2 separate regions of the Homo sapiens genome follow, and region 1 is linked to region 2. A link is a contact called in ENCODE Hi-C data. All regions are on one chromosome and are shown on one strand. Each heading gives the region's core, a stretch centred on a gene start or an enhancer-like site at or near the end of the contact. The rest is flanking DNA. Distances are from core to core; before and after follow the strand shown.

What was found. Hi-C counts contacts between places; a loop is a spot of excess contacts on that map. Pooled maps may share reads with other maps.
Region 1: a loop to region 2 is called in a pooled map, with 7 times the contacts of the local background. The contact joins the promoter of YIPF2 here to the promoter of CDC37 in region 2. A Hi-C loop is called at or near these places in 5 of 50 pooled maps.

The regions. Positions count from the first base shown.
Region 1 is chr19:10,927,222-10,930,903 of GRCh38, forward strand. It overlaps YIPF2 (Yip1 domain family member 2), which reads right to left and starts at 1,418. Exons shown (of 10, transcript NM_001321439.2): 1 at 1,290-1,418; 2 at 1,159-1,219; 3 at 578-738; 4 at 409-495. The coding sequence starts at 1,189. TIMM29 (translocase of inner mitochondrial membrane 29) reads left to right here and starts at 1,590. Exons shown (of 2, transcript NM_138358.4): 1 at 1,590-1,695; 2 at 1,793-3,033. The coding sequence starts at 1,602. The coding sequence ends at 2,481. RefSeq lists enhancers at 49-751, 752-1,452 and silencers at 1,666-1,945, 1,986-2,035.
Region 2 is chr19:10,401,477-10,405,102 of GRCh38, forward strand. It overlaps CDC37 (cell division cycle 37, HSP90 cochaperone), which reads right to left and starts at 2,066. Exons shown (of 8, transcript NM_007065.4): 1 at 1,902-2,066. The coding sequence starts at 2,003. It overlaps MIR1181 (microRNA 1181), which reads right to left and starts at 2,062; the gene lies at 1,982-2,062. RefSeq lists silencers at 1,782-1,841, 3,552-3,601 and an enhancer at 2,242-2,591.

The sequences.
Region 1 (3,682 bases), core at 168-2,667, 530 kb after region 2:
TGGTCTTGAACTCCTCAGGTTATCTGCCCACCTCGGCCCCCTTAAGTGCTGGGATTACAGGCAGGAGCCACTGCGCCCAGTCCATCTTTGGTCTTCTGCATATGCTGTTCCCTGTGCCTGGAACATATACTCCTGCTTCCCTACCCTATTCCCCAGGGAAGCCTTCTGTCTCCTTTAGGTCTCAGCCAATTCCTCACCTCCCCCAGGAGGCCTTTCTCTAACCCACCAGATTGTGTGTGTCCCCTGTGTTCCCATAGTCCCGATCCATAACCAGTCCCACCATAACCCTTTGAGAGCACCACAGTTCGTTCACCAGCACCCACCATCACCAGCACCCTGCCCAGGGGAAGAGTGGCTGAACCCTGAGCATAACTCTGAGCCCCATCCCACCTGCCTCCCCAGCCTGACCTGTGAGGTGTCCACGTCAAAGAAGCTCTGATAGTAGCTGAAGGTCCAGAATCCCGGCTGCTGCTGCTGCTGCTGCTCCTGCAGGAGCTGCACATTGCGGGCATTCAGTGCCTGCCCGGAGAGCCTGGGTCAGCTGGGGGCTGCAAGGAGGCAGGACACAGGGACTCACCGCGGCCTTGTCACTCTCCTCCTCCACCTCATCCTCGGCTCCATAGCTGCCACCTGAGCCCACGGCCACAGCCACGTGCCCTTGTGGGGTCAGCTGATCGCTTCTGCTGGTGGTGGCTGCATCTGGGGTGTCAGCCAGAAGATTAGTGGCCTCCTCGAATTCTGTGGAGGAGGTATATGGGACACACGCACGTTTGAGGGGTGGAAAGAACTCGACTGGGCCCAAGCTAAACCGATGCTCATCTGGGGGCGGAGGCTCTGCTGAGCCATTGATCTCCCCCAAGGTGGGGCCCAACTTCCTCAGTTTGGAGGCATCCGGAGGACATCTGTTCCCTTCCTCCTAAAGTGGAACTGCAACTTAGGGTTGACGCTGGGATGGGGTCAGGGTCTGGGGACGAGAGGCTCGGGTTTGAGGTCTGAGTTCAGGGCGGGGGCGGGGTTCGAGTCAGAGATGGGTCTCACTCCTGGGTCAGGGTTCACAGCCGCCTAGGCTTCGGGGTAGAGAAATTGGAAGCCGTATCGGGGGGAGGTTCTGGCCCGGGGCGGGAGTGGGAGATCCGGCCACGTCGGGGCCGCACTCACCATGGAAGGTCAGCTCGTCGGCCGATGCCATGGTCGTTCAGGGGCGTCTCCGCATCCCTCGCTGAGGACAGAGACCGGTCAGGCACACTTCCCCCCCGCCCCCGAGCCGGTCCCTCGGCCCCCAGCCCTACCTGGCGACCAACTGCACCCACGGAGGCTTGAACTCGTCGTCCCGTCCCCACAGGTGCGCTCCGCCCCCCCTCACCTGAGGCCACCTGGGCCGGCGTGGCTGGGGCTCTCTGCGCCTGCGCGTCTCGCCTACCCGTCAGACTCCAACCGACTCAGACCTGACAGCAACATCCGGCGCCTGTCCTCTTTCTATCCTCTCCCGTTGGGAAGCCACTTCCGGTAAAGTTGGCGCTTGCGCAGAAGAGACTCCCGGGCTCTTAACGTCGGGTATCAGGAGTTTCTTCCCGGAGCAAGGACCCCCAAGACGGAAGAGGATGGCCGCGGCGGCTCTGAGGAGATTTTGGTCCCGGCGCCGCGCAGAGGCGGGCGACGCGGTAGTGGCGAAGCCGGGAGTGTGGGCGCGGCTGGGTGAGTAGCGGCGGAAGGCGGCAGGGTGGGTGGCCGCCGCGACAGGGTGGGTGGCCGCCGCGGCCGGATCACTCTTACCGCGCTCCTCTCCCCTCAGGGTCCTGGGCCCGCGCGCTGCTCCGGGACTACGCCGAGGCCTGCAGGGACGCTTCGGCGGAGGCTAGGGCCCGGCCGGGGCGCGCCGCTGTGTATGTGGGTCTGCTGGGCGGCGCGGCGGCCTGCTTCACGCTGGCGCCCAGCGAGGGTGCCTTCGAGGAGGCGCTGCTGGAGGCGTCGGGGACCCTCCTGCTGCTGGCGCCGGCCACCCGCAACCGCGAGTCCGAAGCCTTCGTGCAGAGGCTGCTCTGGCTGCGGGGCCGTGGCCGCCTGCGCTACGTCAACCTGGGGCTCTGCTCGCTGGTGTACGAGGCGCCCTTCGACGCCCAGGCCAGCCTCTACCAGGCGCGTTGCCGCTACCTGCAGCCCCGCTGGACCGACTTCCCCGGCCGGGTCCTGGACGTGGGCTTCGTGGGTCGCTGGTGGGTGCTGGGGGCCTGGATGCGCGACTGCGACATCAACGACGACGAATTCCTGCACCTGCCGGCGCATTTGCGGGTGGTCGGGCCCCAGCAGCTGCATTCCGAGACCAACGAGCGGCTCTTCGATGAGAAGTACAAGCCTGTCGTGCTCACCGACGATCAGGTGGACCAGGCGCTGTGGGAGGAGCAGGTCTTGCAGAAGGAGAAGAAGGACAGGCTCGCCCTGAGCCAGGCCCACTCGCTGGTGCAGGCGGAGGCCCCGAGATGAAACCCTGAGGCCCCCGAGTCCTGGCAAACTGCTTGCCTGGGGTGGTGCAGTTCTGAGTGTGCCTCACCTGCAGAACAGCTGAGACAGATGATGTGCAAAGTGTTTTCTCACTGGATTTGCACAAGTTTGGGGAGCCTTTCTGCCCCCCGTCTTTGTTCTTTATTAGCTGAAGCTAATTCAGAGCCACCTGGGTCCGGGAGTTGGGGACAGCAGAACGACTTGACACATGTTCATCACTGGCAGAGCTGGTCATGAGCCTTTTATATAAGCCTTTTTCATCGGGCCTCAGAGGCCCTCCTTAAGGAGGTACCACATTGGTCAGCTGACTTGCAAACTCTTCTAAGGCCACTTAGATTTTCTTTTTCAAGTTTGGGTTGTGGCCTGGCATGGTGATGTCTGTAATCCCAGCAGTTTGCAAACTGAGGCAAGAGAATCGCTTGAGGCCAGGAGTTTGAGGCCAGCTAGAGTGACATAGCAAGACTCCGATGCTACAAAAAAGAATAATAATAGTAATTAACTAAATAAAATTTGAGCTGAAATGTTTTTATTCTATGACCTATTCTCTCTCGTTTTTTTTTTTTTTTTTTTTGAGACAGGGTCTTGCTCTGTTTTGCCTGCTGGAGTGCAGTGGTGCAATCTCGGCTCACTGCAACCTCTGCCTCCCAGGTTCAAGTGATTCTCCTGCCTCAGCCTCCTCAGTAGCTGGGATTACAGGCCTGTGCCAACATGCCTGGCAAATTGTTGTATTTTTAATAGAGATGGGGTTTCACCATATTGGCCAGGCTGGTCTTGAACTCCTGACCTCAGGTGATCCACCTGCCTCGCATTTCCAAAGTGCTGGGATTATAGGAGTGAACCACCACACCTGGCCTTTCATTTTGATAAGTAACATTTTTGCCATTCCCAGCTCTTTGGAAGGCTGAGGTAGGAGGATTGCTTGAGATCAGGAGTTCAAGACCAGTTTAGGTAAAATAGTGAGAGCTTTCTCAAAAACTAAAATATTTGGAAGGGTAAAGCAGGCAAATCATTTGAGCTTAGGAGTTCAACACCAGCCTGGGCAATATGGCAAAACCCCGTCTCTACAAAAAGTACAAAAATTTACCAAAGGTGTTGAATGAGAATTGAAAATATGTATACATAGAAAAATTAGCCAGACATGTTGGACCATGTCTGTAGTCCCAGCTATTCAGGAAGGCTGAGA
Region 2 (3,626 bases), core at 816-3,315:
TCTCCACAGTAGTAAAGATTAACCTCTTTATGTGACAGAAATAGGTCTTCCCAAGAATAGTCTTTGGAGCTTTGAGGAAGTCTTAAATATTTCATAATAAAATGTTACACACGGCAAGAAATAGAAGCGCTAGAACTTTCTTCCCACACTCCAGTGGCTTGCTTGGCAGGTACACTACCCAGGAGACTCAGGATTTAAGGAATAGGTCTGGAAGTGGGACTGGGAGCTAGATGAAGAGACTAATGCCGTATTCCAGAGTATTCTGGAAGGATGGGAAAGGGACCTTCTAGTTGTTTCTGGATAAATGATGGGGAATTGCCCTATGGGAGGGTGGGGTAAGAGATCCTCACTAGAAGGTTCTGAGAGGTATATGCCCTTCGTTTAAGAGCACAACATGGCTGGGTGCGGTGGCTCACGCCTGTAATCCCAGCACTTTGGGAGGCCGAGGTGGGTGGATCAACTGAGGTCGGAAGTTCAAGACCAGCCTGACCAACATGGAGAAACCCTGTCTCTACCAAAAATACAAAATTAGCCAGGCATGGTGGTGCATCATGCCTGTAATCCCAGCTACTCAGGAGGCTGAGGCAGGAGAATCACTTGAACCCGGGAGGCAGAGGTTGCAGTGAGCCAAGATTGTGCCACTGCACTCCAGCCTGGGCGACAAGAAGGAAACTTCGTCTCAAAAAAAAAAAAAAAAAAAAAAAAAGGAATACAACAGACACTGGTATGTAATGCAGGCACACTCATTTGGGGTAGCAGGAGGTTAAACCTTTAAGTCTTAGTCATCCCATTGGCTCGTGAGCACTGAGAGGGTGGTGGGACATGGATCACCCAGGCTTGGGATTCTGGGGTCTGGATTCGGGACCTCTGTTGTGGTCAGATAGAAGAAGGGGTGGTGAATTTAGAATCAGACCAGGAGAGTCCCTGGATAAGAGCAGGGACAATTTGGGTCACAGAGTAGCTAACAGGCTGGGGACAAAAGGTGGGGTGGGTTTGGGGTTCTGGGCTTGAGTTAGGGGAGAGTTTCCAATGCTGGCTGAGGCTCATACAGGAAGCCAGTCTGGGAAGTGGGTGGTGACAGGGTCTGCAATACCAAGTAGGAGCAGGGGCTCTGGCTAGGCCGGAAGCCACGTGGGCAGGATTTCCTGGTATAATGGGAAATGGGTCTACCGGAGGCCAAAGGAGAGGCTGGAATGTGAGGCTCTATCGGGTTGGAGCTGGTAGTTAGATCCAGAGGGGAACCAGATTCCAAAACCCAAGTACTCGGTGAGACTAAGGATCCTGAAGGGGGACGGTTCTACACTCTAGGAAGGGGGTCCTGGGTGTGGGCAGGGACAGGAATATCAGAGTAGCACAGAGTTCCTTGTTCCGTTTAGAAAAGGAGTGGCGACTCCGGATCTGAATGGGAACCCCGGATCAAGATCCCGGAAAGTAGATCCCGGGACAGACCAAAGTATTGGGGGTCCAGACTACGGAGGTGGGGGGGCGATGGGAGATCCCAGATAGGAAGTGAATACCCGAATAGGATGAGGGATCATCTAGAAGAATTTGGGGTCCAAACTTTGAGGCAGAGTTCTGGGTATAAATGTTAACTGCCGAACAGAATTAGGGAGAACCCCCAAGACTCGTCTAGGGGACTCCAGACTATGAAGAAGTTCTAGGGGGTGAATAGGGAATCCCACGCAAAAATCGGAGCAGGGAGTGGGGGAGCGGAGATCCAGGGCAGGGACTCAGGGTCCCAATGGTACTGGGGTCCCGGAGTTGAATCGAAGCTCCTGAAAATCCAGACTGGGGGGGTGAGAATCCTAGGTGTGAACAGCGGGGTCCCTGGGCAGTATCGGGGATCACAACTCCGAAGCGGGGTCCGGGAGTGGGGAAAGGGATGGGCGCGCGCGCCTTACCTGATGCCGCCAGCGGAAGAGACTGGCCGTGTCGATGTTGGGGTGCGTCTCGTCTTCATCATCAGACACCTCAATGTGGTCCCACACGCTGTAGTCCACCATCTTGCCTTGGCGGCCCAGCCCGCTCCGGCTCGGGTGGCGGCGACGGCGGCAGCAGTGGAGACTAGGAGCGCGGAGCCCCGCCCCTTCCGCTTCCGCCGAGCGCGGGAAACCCCGCCCTGTGTGACGTCACATCCCTAGTAACCGCGGCAGCGGCACTAGCTACCCAGCCAGCCTTAAAGGGCCCTGCGTAAGTGTTCCGGCCCCCTGGAGTTCCCGCAGAGACTCCGCGTCATCGGGCGCTGGGGCTCCGCTAGGTCTCCTGGGGGCATATGAGTGCGCGCTTCAACTCCGAGCCCCCCTCATCTCCCGCCGCTCCACGGTGGGCGTTTGGGGTGGCAGGGAGGGGACGGTTGATGAGACTGAGAGGACTGTCCCCTCAGCCACGCCGCAGTGACGTCTGCAAGGGGTAGGGACACGGCGGGAAGGCCCTCCCCCTGCCCTTCGTAAACGGGGACCTAAGCCTGCGCTGGAGAGGGGCGCCTGATGACTCCTCGGACTTTCTCAGCCCGAGGAGGACTGGACCTGCCCTGGGGGTGTCTAAATCGGGGGTGGTATGGCCCTCCCCTTGCAGGGTTAAACGTGGAGGGGAGACTGTGGCCCTGCCTTGGGAGCTGGGGTTTCCCCGCCTCGGCAACAGCCTTCTCCTTGTCTTCCACCTCCTGCCATTCGCAGCGAGGACTCGCGCGAGCGCGCGCGCGCACACACACACACACACACACACACACGCACACACACACACACACACACTTTGGAATCACCCGGACCCCCTCAAAACGGGTCTCGGCTCCCCACCCCGCTGGCCGCTGGGTGTCGCTAGAGTCTAGCCCACGGCGCGTATTCCTGGCCCCGCGCTTGGTGGGGGGAATCGTGGAGGGGTGGAAGGGGGCTTTCCTTGTCGTCACAGTCTGGGGCCACGCATAGCCCCTCCCCGTTCGTCTTGGGGTACGCTTCCTCCGCCGGGGCTCTAAGGACTCCATTACTCTAAGCATGCAGGGCCTCGACCACCTCACACTTCCATGCATCCCAATCCACGCTTTGATACCAGGATAATAGGCCGTGTTGCAGCCTTGGGCCAGGATTATCTCAGATTAAAGGGTGCTCCCTCGGGGGTCAGGCTGGATAGGAGGAGCTCCAGCCACTCCGGTGAGGGGCGCCTCTTCCTAGTCTCCCCTGGAGCCGACGTTGGAGGCAGTGCCTGGAGAGAGCGAGCGAAGTTCTCCAGAAGGGGGAGGATTCCCCGGTGCATGGAGCGGGAAGGGCCATCGGACAAAAACGTCCTCCCGCTGCCGCCCTTCCCCCTCGCGCTTCATTCAAACCCGCGAGTGGGCGGGCAGGGGCGGGGGAGTCCCCATCTCCTACCCCTCCCTCTTCCCCTCCACCCTGGCAGTCCAGCACATCAGTGGCCGTCACGGCCCGGGCACGCGCGCGCACGGACCCACACCCCGGCGGCTCTCACAATCGCACACACACATACACACACACACCAGCAAACAAAGGGTCTGGACACCCCCGTCCCCTCCCGCCCCCCAGGCCAGGGAGGGCGGGGCATCCCCTCCCCAGGCCCCCCGCAAGGTAAGCTTGGGGCTGCGAGCTGCGGTGGGGAGGGGGACACGGTGCCACAGT